Linked DNA regions of Homo sapiens: region 1 is linked to region 2. A link is a contact called in ENCODE Hi-C or POLR2A ChIA-PET data. All regions are on one chromosome and are shown on one strand. Each heading gives the region's core, a stretch centred on a gene start or an enhancer-like site at or near the end of the contact. The rest is flanking DNA. Distances are from core to core; before and after follow the strand shown. Region 1 has its middle 25 kb from the start of LINC01204. Region 2 has its middle 60 kb from the start of LINC01204.

Region 1 (7,391 bases), core at 1,854-4,353, 33 kb after region 2:
AATTCCCAACCCTTTAGAGAACCAAGTATTGTTCCTTTTTCTCTTCTTCTTATTTACTTTATTGTCAAATTAAAATTACATATTTTTATGGTGTACCACAGAAATTTTTGAAATATGTATACATTCTGGAATGACTTCATCAAGCTAATTAACATATGCATTACTTCACACATTTATCATTTATTTGTGGTGAGACCTGTGATCCTTTTAGATAATTCTTTTCCCAGCCTTAGGTGGTTTCCTTACATGTGTACAGTGATCAATGCATACCTAGCTGAATACTTGAATGGGCCCTTTTGCAAATCTCCAGGTTCTCTTTGTGTGTAGCACTCTTCTCTCTGGTACTCTGTCCTGTGAACCGTGAGTGTTTTGATCTCCCAGGAGACAGATTCTGACCTCTGTCTCCTTAAGTCTGCCAGGCTGTACTTGGGTTCCTGTTCCTGTGGCCTGGAATAGCTTAAGGCACTAAGCTGGACCCAATCAAGGGACTCACCTTGATTGTTTTCCTTCTTTTAGGGATCACTGTCTGTTATGGTTAATTTTATGTGTCAACTTGACTGGGCTAAGGAATGCCCAGATAGTTGGTAAAACATTATTTCTGGGTGTGTCTCTGAAGGTGTTTCTGGAAGAAATTAGCATTCAAATCAGTAGACTGAGTAAAGAAGATCACACTCACTAATGTAGGCAAGCATTGTCCAATCCCTTGAGGGTATGGGTAGAACAAAAGGTAGAGGAAGGGCAAATTTGATCTGCCTTGTTTGAGCTGGAACATCTGTCTTCTCCTGTTCTCAGACATCAGTGCTCTGTGTTCTCAAGCCTTCAGACTCCATCTGTGACTTACACCATCCCCACCCTCCCACTCTCCCCCACTGGCCACAATGCCAGTCCTCAGGCCTTTGGACTTAGACTGAGTTTCACCTCCAACTCTTTCTTGTTTCTTCAGCTCATAGACAGCCTATTATGGAACTTCTTGACCTCCACAATCATGTAAGCCAATTCTCATTTTTTTATATATCCCTGTTGGTGCTGTTTATTTGGAGAACCCTAATTAATATGCAATCTTTCATTCCCTGATGCTCATTGTATTGAAAATAATAGATTCATACATTTTGTCCACTATTTGCTTATTTTAGGTGAGAAATTAAGCCAGACCTTTTACTACATTTTGGCTGGAAGCAGAAGTGTTAAATACTTAAAATAAATAAATAAATAAATAAAAACTTTTTTTCTGTAATTCCAAGGAAGTTTACATATATCTTTTAAAAGAAATTATGATCTTAGAAAACAAGTTGAGTTTGTGTCCACCCCTAAACCTCTAAACCCTGATTAAGTGTAGCACTGGGTGGAAAAATAAACTCAGGAAACCTGAAAATACAACTTTATCTTTTATTTAATGAGCCAATCTACAATGGTATTTTAGGGTCCAAATGATTTCTTCCAGTCTTCTCATCAGGAACTGCTTTTTTCTTGCATTTTTGATTATACTATAGCCAGGGTCATTGGATCAGCCTCATTGGGTTTTGCTTTTATCCTTGTAATGGAAATATATAAAACCTGATGGAATGAGGTAAGGTTTGGTATCCATTGTATTCTTAAAGTTGCCTTCTGGATCTCTTGCCTGGATGCTGGTACCCATTATTCAGATCCTTTCTCCAGTCTGGACCTATTTTAATCTCTGATCATTCTTCCTGGCACATTTCTACCTAGCTTTAGATTTACTTGGAATCTATCAGTAATCTGAACATTTTTCTATCTTTAGTTTCTGGTCTTGTTTCAGCTCTCCTGAGGTCACCTCTCCTGATCCATTCTTACATCCTCTCACCTTAGGCCCTAATGGGATAGGGATAGTTACAATGCTTAGTCTTATAGCAAATTTGTGGCTCTTCAAAGGAAGTGCTTCAAAAATTTTGTTGCATCAATAATGGGGAGAGAAGAGACAAATAGTTATTGCAGTCCAACCAAGTGATAGTATCAAGTCTCTGTGCTTTATGTAAAGACTGGGTATCATTTATTTGCCTTTTGCGTTGTTAATGTGGGGATTTTCTTCCTGTGAGTGCATCCCTTGATTTAAAACTTTGACACTTTTTCTCCTTTAGATTCATAGTGCAGTGGGGATCTTAAGATGCCTTCAAAATGGTATTTCCTATTCTTAAGCTTCATTGGTAATTCCTTGGTGAATTATGAATCTCTGTTAATGAGTTCTGCTGTTTTCTCTTTTAATTCAGTGCTCGCCATGGGGGATAGGAGGACTTTACCTCAATTGTGATATGAAGTGTTCTCTACAAATACATTAAATTTAGTTTGTGTCAGTTGGAATCCTGGCAAGTAGCAGGATTCAACAAGATTAATCAAATACAATACATTAATGAAAGGACTAATTACAGGGGTGTGGGCTTGATTAAGAAAACCAACAAAGGATGTTGAGGCACTCAGAGACTGGTCTCAGTGGAAAACCATCATCACTCCCAATAGGAGAAAACCTGGAGCTGTGGAGGAAGGCAGAGGAGCTGTAGTCATACAGGAACACAGCCATGCCAGAAATGTGGCACTGATGTATAGAGAAAGCAGGTAAAGAAATACCCCAACCTCTCTTCCACCACTCTTTAATCCCCCATGAATATCTCTATAAGCATAGCACAACCAGAAGTCAAATGGAAAAGGAGCCTTGGGTAATGCAGTCCACAGGGCCCCCTGGAACACAACAGAGCAAAGAGGGACATGAAATATACATAATTGGGGTGCAAATGGAGAAAAAATACAGTAAAAAGTCTTTGCATCTTTCTGGATTCTAGCTGGTATATTAGATAATTACTTAAGTATTATAAGTTACCAACTACAGTAAGAATAATAATTGAGCTAAGCTATCATTATACTAATTTTTTTTATTATTTACAGATTTTTAAAATGTAAGCACCTACTAAATTATTTGGGATAATGTTTTAAAAACTATGTTAGAATTTTCAAAATTTTAATGGGCTCTAGCATTAAAGATTTTTCCAATGCAGGATATTTTAAAAGGGCTAATGAGCTAGTGTGGTATGAGTCTACACTCAGCAACCACTGCATTTTTAACTTTTTTTTAATGCTCAAAAATAAACAACAAGATCCCTGAGTGCTTTTGTTGGCTGGGCTGTGTATTTTAAAACACTTACTCAGAACACCGCAGTTATTTGAAGGATGTGTCATACAGTCTGCTGCTGGCTTAAGAAACTATGAGATGGGGGACGTTCAGTTGCCTTTTTAAACTTATTTATTTAATTTTAGAAATAAATGTGTAGCAAAAGGAGTTTTGATTCTATAAGCTGAGAGTCTGTGTACAAATTGCAAACTTTTGAGCTTTAAGTCTCCTCTGTGACTCTAGACTGAGTGGTTGTCTAGGCTGACCCCAACCAAGGCAAGCAACCTCAGCAGTATGTTTAATACTTCAACCCACTTGGTCCTCAGCTCCAAATGCAAGAGTTTCTGAGCAAGTTAATCTTTTCCTTGTACTACTGCTGTTCAGGTGCATTCAACATGAATTTATTAAACAACTATAATGTGCCAGGCGTTGTGTTCGATGTTGGGAGACTAAAGATAAGATGTAGAACCAACATAAGAGAAATGGACACATAAACACACTCTCTGATATCATGTGGTATATGTGGTTACAGACGTAGGTATGGGCATTTAGCCTACCTGAGTCATAGGAAAGCTTCCTGGTGACTAATAGATTTTTGAAGGTTTCTAAATTTCACCTCTAGCGTGGAAATGAAGGTGGGGAAATGAAGGTAGTCTAGGCAGGGAAAACATTACAACTAAAAGTAAAGAGGCATGAATCAGCATGATGAGTGCTAGAAACTATACCAAGCATGAATAGCAAAGAAGGGAGTGGTAAGGGATTAGGCTGGGGGAAATCAACAGAACAGTTGACGTCAAGGGGAGTAGACTTGTTCAAAAGCTTAGACAGTATCTATATGTTATGAGAATTTTTCAAAGAGACTGTCAGCAAATATAGGGGGAGAGGTTAAGCCTAGGGAAGGGGCAACACTGGAGCTCAGTAGTGTAGGGAGAATGAGTAATAGGCCAGCTATGTGTTGTTTCAGACTTCCAGGCATCCATAAGGATCAGGGATCAGACATCAGGAACAACTCACCCATGTGATCCATGTAGCTGTCAGAAAATTCATGAGGAGCTCTCGCCCAGAAATCTGATTGGCAGTGGGAAAAATCCAAAGTGATACATAAATTAAAAGTTGATTCTCTTTGTCTTTGCAATACTGAAATGAGAAAAAGACAAAACAATTGGCTTACATCTCTACAACCCAAGGAGATCAGAGCACTTTGTACCCAAAGGATTGTCAGTACCTTTCTCCTCAGAGGGTCATTTGCACAGCAAATACTCATTTGTCTAGGGGTAGACATAATTGTCTTCAGTTTTGGGGAGATTTAGGGGTATAACCATCAACAGAAGTTCGTTCATAACTATTCAGGTAGTTCATGGCATTGAGTGTGGTAATAATTACAATTTCAAGATTACTTCTCTGTTCTCCTTCCAGATGGGAGGGCTCATTAACAGTTCTAGGTAACAGAGGCTTTCTGCTGGAGTTTAGCCATAACACCTTGGTTTCAGGTTAAAATATACCATAAGAAATAATTTTGAATCCCAAGCCCAGAGTTTTATTCTCCTCTCCAATCCAGCATAATTACATTTTCATTTTGGTAGGCAAAAGATATTCTTATCAATAAATGGTGTTGGGTCAATTGGAAAATCACGTGGAAAGAAAGATGTATCTTAACCTCTACTTTATACCATAACCAAAAATTAATTCCAGATAAATTGTGGACCTCAATGTAAAAGAGAAAACAATAAAACTTCTGGAAGATAGTGGAGGAGAAGAGCTTCATTACCTTGGAAAAGATTTCTAAATAGGACACAAAAAGTGCCAACCATAAAGGAGAAGATCAATAAATTGGACCATATTGATCAATAAATTGGGCTATTTTAAGAATTTATATTCTTAAAGAACACCAATAAGAGAGTGAATGGGCAAGCCACAAAACTCAGATCTAGAATATTATAAGGAAAATTCAGATACCGCAATGGAAAAATGAGCAAAATATTTGAATAGGAATCCCACAAAAGAGTATAATCAAATGGCCATTAATTATCTAAAATGGTATTAACCTTATTTTTCATTGAGGAAATGGCAAGATGACAGTAAGAATGGCCAAATTTTAAAAGACTGACAATACTAAGTGCTGGTGAGAATATGAAGCAACTGGAACTCTCATACTCTGCTGGTGGAAGTGTAAATTTGTACAACCACATTGGAAAACTACATGGAAGTATCTACTAACACCAAACATGCACATACCCTATGACCCAGCAATTCCACTCCAATGTATATACTCAACAGAGATGCATACTTATGAATCCCAAAATACTTGTACAAGTATGTTCATAACAGCCTCAACCCAGAAGTGGGTTGAGCAGTCTATCAACTACAGAATGGATAAATTATATTAAATAAAAAAGTGAAATACAACAACAAAAATTAAGGATCATCTCCTACACACAGTAACTGGATGAATCTCCCATACATACTATCAAATGGAAAAATCCAGATACAAAAGCGTACTTTTTCTATGACTCCCTTTGCATACACTTCAGAACTAGGTTGAAACCAATATATAATGGTAGAAAGGATATTGAGAGGAGAGGTAGTACTAAATGAAAAGGAACGTAAAGTGGGGGAGCTCCTGGGATGTTGGTAATGTTTTATTTCCTAATCTGGATGGCGTTTTCATGGGCATATTCACTTTGTGGTAATTCACAAAACTAGATGCTAAGAATGTGTACACTTTTATTTATGTAAGTTTTGCTTTAATAAAAATGCTTATTAATTCTTTTTTCATTTTGAAAGGATTACTCTGGCTGTTAGGTGAAGAATGAATAGGGGAACAGGTAGGAGCAGATGCAGGATGACTAGTTAATTGACTATTGGATATTTCAGGCAAGAAATAATGGTGAATTGGGCTTGGATGGTGGTAGAAAAACAAAGGCCTGAACAGCCATATGTAGGAGAAGAGATTGGTAGGAATTGGTGGTAGACTAAAAAGGGAGTAGGAACAAAATCTGTCGAAGAAGGTTACTGGCTTATATAAATGGATGAAACATTTTGGCATTCACTAAAATAAGGAATATGGGAATATCGGCATAGATTTTTTAATAGCATCTTTATTAAGATATAATTTGCATACTATAAAATTTACCCTTTAAAGTGTACAGTTCAATATTTCACTTGTCATAGCATATTTGTAGACATAGAAAACCATTACCACTATCTTATTTGATAACATTTTCATCACCTGAAAAAGAAACCCCATATCCATTAGCAGTCCCTCACCATTGTGCTTTCCTCCTCAGCCTCTGACAAAAACTAATCTACTTTCTGTCTAATGATTTGCCTATTCTGGCATTTCATATGAATGGAATCATACAATATGTCAGTGGTCCCCAATGTTTTTGGCACCAGGGACCAGCTTCATGAAAGACAATTTTTCCATGGACCATGAGGGAGGTATGGTTTCAGGATGATTCAAGTGCATTACATTTATTGTGCACTTTATTTCTACTATTATTACATTGTAATATATAATGAAATAATTATACAACTCACTATAATGTGAATCAGTGGGCCCTAGCTTGTTTTCCTGCAACTAAACGGTTCCATCTGAGGGTGATGGAAGGCCATGACAGATCGTCAGGCATTACATTCTCATAAAGAGTGTGCAGCCTTGTTTGCATGCACAGTTCACAGTAGGGTTCATGCTCCTATGAAAATCTAATGCCACTGCTGATCTGACAGGAAGTGGAGCTCAGGTGGTTATGTAAGTGATGGGGAGCAGCTGTAAATACAGATGAAGCTTTGCTTGCTTGCCCGCCACTCACCTCCTGCTGTGCGGCCCGGTTCCTAACAGGCCACAAACTGGTACTGGTCTGTGGCCCAGGGGTTAGGGACTCCTGCAATATGTGATCTTTTGTGACTGGCTTCTTTTACTTATCATAATTTTTTCAATATCCACCCATGCTATACCATGTATCAATACTCTATTCTTTTTTTATAGCTGAATAATATTCCACAGAATGACTATACCATGTTTTGTTTGCCCATCAGCTGATGGACATTTGAGTTATTTCAACGTTTTGGCCATTATGAATAATCCTGCTGGGAACATGCGTGTGCAAATTTTTGTGTGGAAACATGTTTTCTTTTCTCTTGGGTATATACCTAAGAGTGGAATTACTGAGTTAGGTGGTAACTCTGTGTTTAACATTTTGAGAAGCTATATAACTGTTTTCCAAATTGGCTGTACCATTTTACAGTCCCATCAGCAATGAATGAGTGTTCC
Region 2 (6,645 bases), core at 3,107-5,606:
GGAGAGGAAATGGACTCCATCTCTTGATGGAAGGAGCAACATGTACATACAGGGAAAGGGACTTGTTGGCAGCCATCAACAGAACTACCTTTCACAATTATACATATATATTCCTGGGCCAGGCGCAGTGGCTCATGCCTGTAATCCCAGCACTTGGGGAGGCTGAGGTGGGCGGATCACGAGGTCAGGAGATCGAGACCATCCTGGCTAACACGGTGAAAGCCCATCTCTACTAAAAAATACAAAAAAATTAGCCGGGTGTGGTGGCGGGCGCCTGTAGTCCCAGCTACTCGGGAGGCTGAGGCAGGAGAATGGCGGGAAGTTGGGAGGCGGAATTTGCAGTGAGCCAAGATCGCGCCACTGCCCTCCAGCCTGGGCGACAGAGCAAGACTCCATCTAAAAAAAAAAAAAAAATTATATATATATTCCTCATATACATATGTATTTTATTTTTTATACTATGATTTCAACATTATTTTTATTTATGATTGGCACATAATAATTGTACATATTTGTGGGATACAATGTGATATTTTGATACATGTATACATTGTTTAATGATCAAATCAGGGTAATTAGCACATCCATCACCTTAAATATTTGTCATTTCTTTGTGATGAGAACATTCAAATACTTCTTTTCTAGCTATCTTGAAATATACAATACATTATTGTTAACTATAGTCAGCCTACTATGCAATAGAACACCAAAACATATTCCACCTATATAATTGTAGCTTTGTACCCATTCACCAAACTCTCCTTATCTACCCCAGGCCCCTACCCTCCCCATCATCCGGTAACCACTACTGTACTTTCTACTTCTATGTGAACAACTTTTTAAATTTCACATATGAGTGATCTTATGTGGTATTTGTCTTTCTATGCCTGGTTTATTTCACTTAATGTCCACCAGGTTTATAAATGTTGCCACAAATGACAAGATTTTATTCCTTATTATGGCTGAATAGTATTCCACTGTGTAAATATACCACATTTTCTTTATCCTTTCATCTGTTGATGGACATTGAGGTTGATTCCATTATCTTGGCTATTGTGAATAAGGCTGCAATTAACATAGGGGTGAAAATATCTCTTCAGTATACTGATGGCATTTCCATTGAATTATGCAGAGTAAAAATATATCCAGCAATGAGATTGCCAGATTATATAATAATTCAGTTTTTGTTAACTTTTATTTTAGGTTCAGGAGTATGTGCAGGCTTGTTATACAGGTAAATTGCACGTTACGGGGGTTAGGTGTATAGATTATTTCATCACTCAGATAATAAGCGTAGTATTCAGTAGGTAGCTTTTCAATCCTCACCCTCCTCCCACCGTCCACTCTCAAGCAGGCCCCAGTATCTATTCTCTTCTTTGTGTCCATATGTACTCAATGTTTAGCTTCCACTTATAAGTGAGAACATGTGGTATTTGGTTTTCTGTTCTTGTGTTAGTTTGCTTAGGAAAATGGCCTCCAGCTCCATTCATGTTGCTGCAAAGGACATGATCTTGTTCTTTTTTGTGCCTGCATGGTCTTCCATGGTGTATATGTATCCAATTTTCATAATCAAGTCTACTATTGGTGGGCATTTAGGTTGATTCCATGTCTTTGCTAGTGTGAATATTGCTTCAATAAACATACAAATGCAGATGTCTTTACAGTAGAATGAATTAAACTGCAAAGCTTCTGCACAGCAAAAGAAACTATCAACAGAGTAGACAACCCACAGGATGGGAAAAAATATTTGCAAACTATGCATATGACAAAGATCTAATATCCAGAATCTATAAGGAACTTAAACAATTAACAAGCAAAAAAACAACCCCATTAAAAAGTGGGCAAAGGACACAAACAGACACTTTTCATAAGAAGACATACATATGGCCAACAAGCATATGAAAAAATGCTCAACATCACTAATCATTTAAGAAATGCAAATGGAAACCACAATGAGATGCCATCTCACACCAGTCCAAATAGTTATTACCAAAAAATCAAACAATAACAGATGCTGGCAATGTTGTGGAGAAAAGGGAACACTTATACACTGCAGGTGGGAATGTAAATTAGTTCAGCCACTGCGGAAAGCAGTTTGGAGATTTCTCAAAGAACTTAAAACAGAACTACCTTCTTGCTCCCTCTTAGGAGAAAATTCTTAAGTTTGTGTGCTTTCTCTTGATCCCACAAAGGTCAGGTGCTGACAGCCTCCTGTTTTTTTTTTTCCTTAGAGTGGTGCCCTGAAATGCTCAAGTTCATGCGCCTTCCTCCAGTCCCACGGAGTCAGGCCAGCTAACCATTCATGCTCTTGAGCTATCCACAGAGGCTGACATTTGCCTTCTGTGGGAGTGTGCATAGGGAGCCAGTCATGGGTTGCAGGAGGTGAGAAATATAGAGCACTGGAGGTGCCTATGGGTCAATTGGTGGGGAGGTCATCAGGCAGGGAGTCTTCAGCACCTCATGGGCAGGCTTCCTGATGAAGTCTGTGAAGTGGTTGGTAGGATCTGTGGCCCTTTGTTGACATCAGGTGACATCAGGCCCTAATTTCTGTGAGTCTCTGCCTCTATTCCCTGTTCTCAGCCTCTCCCAACCACTCAGCTATGCCGATCACGTCAGTATTCTATGTCAGACAAGAAAAAATGTTGCCCTCTTGGGCAGCATCCTGAATGCCTGTGGAAGCTGAGCACTCACTATGTTCTCACAGTCCAAAGGAATTGTGGACCTGGGGGATCTGTCTGGGCACTGAGGTATGCTGCCTTGAGGGAGAGGTGATGGAAGTAAAGTGAAACTCTTCTTTTTAACCATCTTCAATGCATGTACTTTCAAATTTTTTGCTCCAATGTTGTGCCGGAACTTCTCCAGTATACAACTGGACTCTCATAAAGGTGCTGTCATCCATGAGTGGTTATCAACCCTTGTCTATGCTTCTGTGGAAAGATAATAATAAAAACGTCTAGTCTGCCATCTTGCTAATGTGATTCCTATCTAATACATCTATAGTGCTAAATATAAAGAAACATATTGACCCATGTAATAGCACCACACAAAAACTCTGTGGGGTGGGCAGTATTATTATCCCCTTTTTATAGATGAGGAAACTGAGGCTCAGAGAAGCCCAAGGTCTCATAGCAAGTGAGCCAGCTGGGGTTCAGATTTGAATCCAGGCACTCTGGCTCCCGATGCTGGGTGTGTTTTTAACCATTTTGTTATACTGTTACAGAATAAATGTGCACACAGTTTGTGATCCATAGTTACTGTTATAGGTAGGAAGAGAAATTGAAAAATATGAATAATTAAATAAATGTTAGACAAGTGAAGTAAAAAGTAGCTATAGAAGTTACAAAATGTTTTTCTGTCCTTGTGGTTGTGCACCTCTGGGTCAAGTGAAGCAAATATAATACCTCTTCTTTCTCCAGAAGAGTCACATGATCATGGCTTACTTTCCATTATAAACTATGTGTACTTTAGAACAAACACATTGCCACTGAGTAAAAATTACAGTGTTACTTTAAAAAAGTGAATTATTTCAGAAGTTATACCCACCAAACAAGCTATTTTTAAACAATTAATTTCACAAGAGTACCAGAAGCCTAAATATACTTTCAAAACAGCCTTCAGACACCAAGCAAATTTATACAAGGCACAGTTTGACAAATCTAACTCTAGCTTTCCATTGTTAGCCTCAAAGCCAAGTCAATATGAATGCTGGGTGGTAGAAAGCTCAGAGGGCCGCTGCATGTTTGAGCTCTTGCTGGGGCTCTGGATTCTGACCTCTGAACACTGTGACAAAGTGGAGCCCCACTCTGAAGGGAATGGGCAGCAAAGACATCTGAATTTCCTTCCCTCCACGTGCTGTGCTATCGCCTAATTTTTATCTATCTCTTAGGAGCCAACGACAAATGATTCAGGTGAATCCCAAGTTGTCTCTTTAGGGTTCTTAGAAAATGAGAGGTTTTTATGTCTGAGTACACAGTGAGAGAAAATGTAACTGATGTTCATTTTATTTATTTTTATATTTTAAGGGCTTCTAAGCCTAAAGACTTTAAGCATGCTGACCTGCCTGGAGAGCCCTGACCTATGCACAGCCTTACTTGCAAAATCCTGTGCTGATGATCCAAAGGCATTTCAGATCATAATTCTGGGGTCACCACCACTTGCGGTTATCATAAATACTTTTGAAGCAAGTGAAGAATAGGAAAGATTAAAAAATCTTTAAGGTATAAATTCTACTGAAGCAAGAAGAGATTGCATCTCATCTGAAGAAAGTCCTATAAACTTCAACCACTTAAAACTATATGACAGATACAAAAACAATCTCAAAAAAGGAAGTAGTTCTGTGTGTGACTCAGAGAATAAAAGATTACAGCATTTAGTCATAAGATACTTTGACAGGCGGTTGTTTCAGTGAAAGCACACTGAGTCTTACAGCTTGGACCAGTCATCCATTTAATTAGTGTCACTGTTTCCTACTCTTGCCAATACTCTGTCAAGCACTGAAGATATAGTGAACAAGACACCAGCTCTTCCTTCTTGGAGTTTATAGCTATTGTGGGGACAGGCAGGTAAACAGGCAACTTTAATTCCCACACTTGGGTTGAATGCATTATGGTACAGTACCACACAGGATGCCAGATGCATCTAGAGTATTCACCTGAAAGATAGAGTAGGAGAAAAAGTAGGGGAAGGTGGAGGTGCAGGTGGTGGTAGTGAAAGCGAAAAGCATTCCAGGCAGAAGCAGAAGCAACAGGCAGTTGAGAAAGAGCTTTGTGGATTAAAGCAACTGCTAGTAAGTTCAGTTTGGCTAAAATCTATAGTTGCAGAGGGGGTACTAGGTAAAGATGAGATTGAAGAAATGATCAGGGGTTAGATTCTGAAGGTTTTTTTAAAACTAGTTGAGGAGATCCACTCTATTCCTAAGGCAGTGTGGAGTCTGGATAGGTATGCCATTGATCTGGTCAGGTTTTATCCTACCCATTTCAGGAGTAGCTGGCAGGACTGGCTTCATGGGCATGTGAGCAGTATAGTTACACAGGACCCTATGCTTAGAAGAGCCCTGATCTGGGAGCTTAATGCTACCTGGTCACCATCTTCAAATTCTTAATAATTGTATTTTGGAATTTGTGTTTTGTAAATGATGTCTGAATGGACAACGGGGAATATGCAAGAAGCTTGGAGCCTCAACTCAAGGAAGGTCTTGCCTCCTGCCCCCAACCTGAGACAGCTTCTCAGCCATATGCTCCCCTGCCCCTGATACCCCATGTCGCACCTTACCTGAGCCCCAACAGCTGATACTCTTTGTCCCTGTCAAGGGCATGGGTATGAGTGTGGGGAAAGCAGGGTTGTGTGCTTTCACTCTGTGGAATCCCTGGATGGGCATGGCAGTGGCTGTCCCTGCCCTCAGCCCCAACAGCTGATACTCTTTGTCCCTGACAAGGGCATGGGTATGAGTGTGGGGAAGGCAGGGTTGTGTGCTTTCACTCTGTGGAATCCCTGGATGGGCATGGCAATGGCTGTCCCTGCCCTTAGACTGGTAGTACCATGTCATATCTGGTAGGCAATTGTGTGTCTTAGTGAGGGCAATCCCCTTGCCCACCCCTGATCTATGTACTGACTGTGTCCTGGCATGGAGGTTTAAAGATCTGTAGAGGTCATCCATCTGTTGTGGATTGGGGCAGCAGACCATGGGAAGAATACTTGCTGGAATTCCCCAGGCTCCACTTCTCTGTTGGAGTGTTGGTTAAGCAGCTTGGGGGAGGAGGAACCTGTTGACTATCAGGCCCAAGTGAGTATACCCCATGTAGCAGGCAGAGGCCCCAGGTGTCTGGGAGAGTCTGCACTTTTCCTATGAGTGTCCCATGTTGAGACTGCTGTCAACTTGCTCTGTCTTGAGGGATCCTCTTTTTCTCCTTGCAACTTCCTGAACCTGGTTTGTGTCTGTCTCTTCGGGCCAACTCAAAGCACCTTCCACAAAATACAAACTGTGAAGTTTTGTGATTCTGCATATGGGTTAAATACTCTAATATTTGCAATTCAAACTGATATTACACAATATAAAGAGGAATGGTAAAATTTATGCTAGTAACTTAAAACCTTTCATTTTTCTTTAATCAGAATGATAGTAAATTACAAATAAAAAAACACTGTGACAAGTCAAGAGAGATGGGTAAGAAAGGAAAAGGCCTCTGTATACTTTTACTGACACTATTTTCCTTCTTTTAAAACAAGAGGCCCCACATTTTCATTTTGCACTGAGCTAGCAAATTATGCAGGCAGTACTGGTAGCTGGAAAACACAAATAGACCTATAATAAGTCAGATGGGGAGATGCTAAAATCTGATATCATCTATAGTTCAGGATGACTAATGATTCTAAAGCAGTGATTCTCAAACTTCATCCTCCACTAAAATCACCTAAAAGGCTTAATAGAATACAAATGACAAGGTCCCCAACCTTAGAGTTTCTGATTTGGTAGTTCTGAATGTGACTTCACAGATTTAACTAGTTCCCAGGTGATGCTGATGCTTCTGGTCTTATGAACACTTATCTAATACTATGCGTGATGGTTTGCACCTGCATAGGAAGAGCCAGTGCAGGCTTAGATGTAGAGAGATGGTAGTGAAGAATCAAGGAGAGCTCCTTCCTTGA

What was found. Hi-C counts contacts between places; a loop is a spot of excess contacts on that map. ChIA-PET counts read pairs that join two places held with the same protein, here RNA polymerase II (POLR2A). Pooled maps may share reads with other maps.
Region 1: a loop to region 2 is called in a map of mammary epithelial cell, with 5 times the contacts of the local background. The contact joins two enhancer-like sites. A Hi-C loop is called at or near these places in 1 of 168 maps with a recorded cell type or tissue (mammary epithelial cell) and 4 of 50 pooled maps. POLR2A ChIA-PET finds 5 or more read pairs at or near these places in 1 of 52 experiments (MCF 10A).

The regions. Positions count from the first base shown.
Region 1 is chrX:45,476,233-45,483,623 of GRCh38, forward strand. No RefSeq gene overlaps it. Among named protein-coding and RNA genes, the nearest start is that of LINC01204, 25 kb to the right of the region's middle. RefSeq lists an enhancer at 3,834-5,033. Within about 2 kb of position 3,104, at least 5 of the 41 ENCODE cell types and tissues checked have a DNase peak (open chromatin) inside an H3K27ac peak, as active enhancers do.
Region 2 is chrX:45,441,840-45,448,484 of GRCh38, forward strand. No RefSeq gene overlaps it. Among named protein-coding and RNA genes, the nearest start is that of LINC01204, 60 kb to the right of the region's middle. Within about 2 kb of position 4,357, at least 3 of the 41 ENCODE cell types and tissues checked have a DNase peak (open chromatin) inside an H3K27ac peak, as active enhancers do.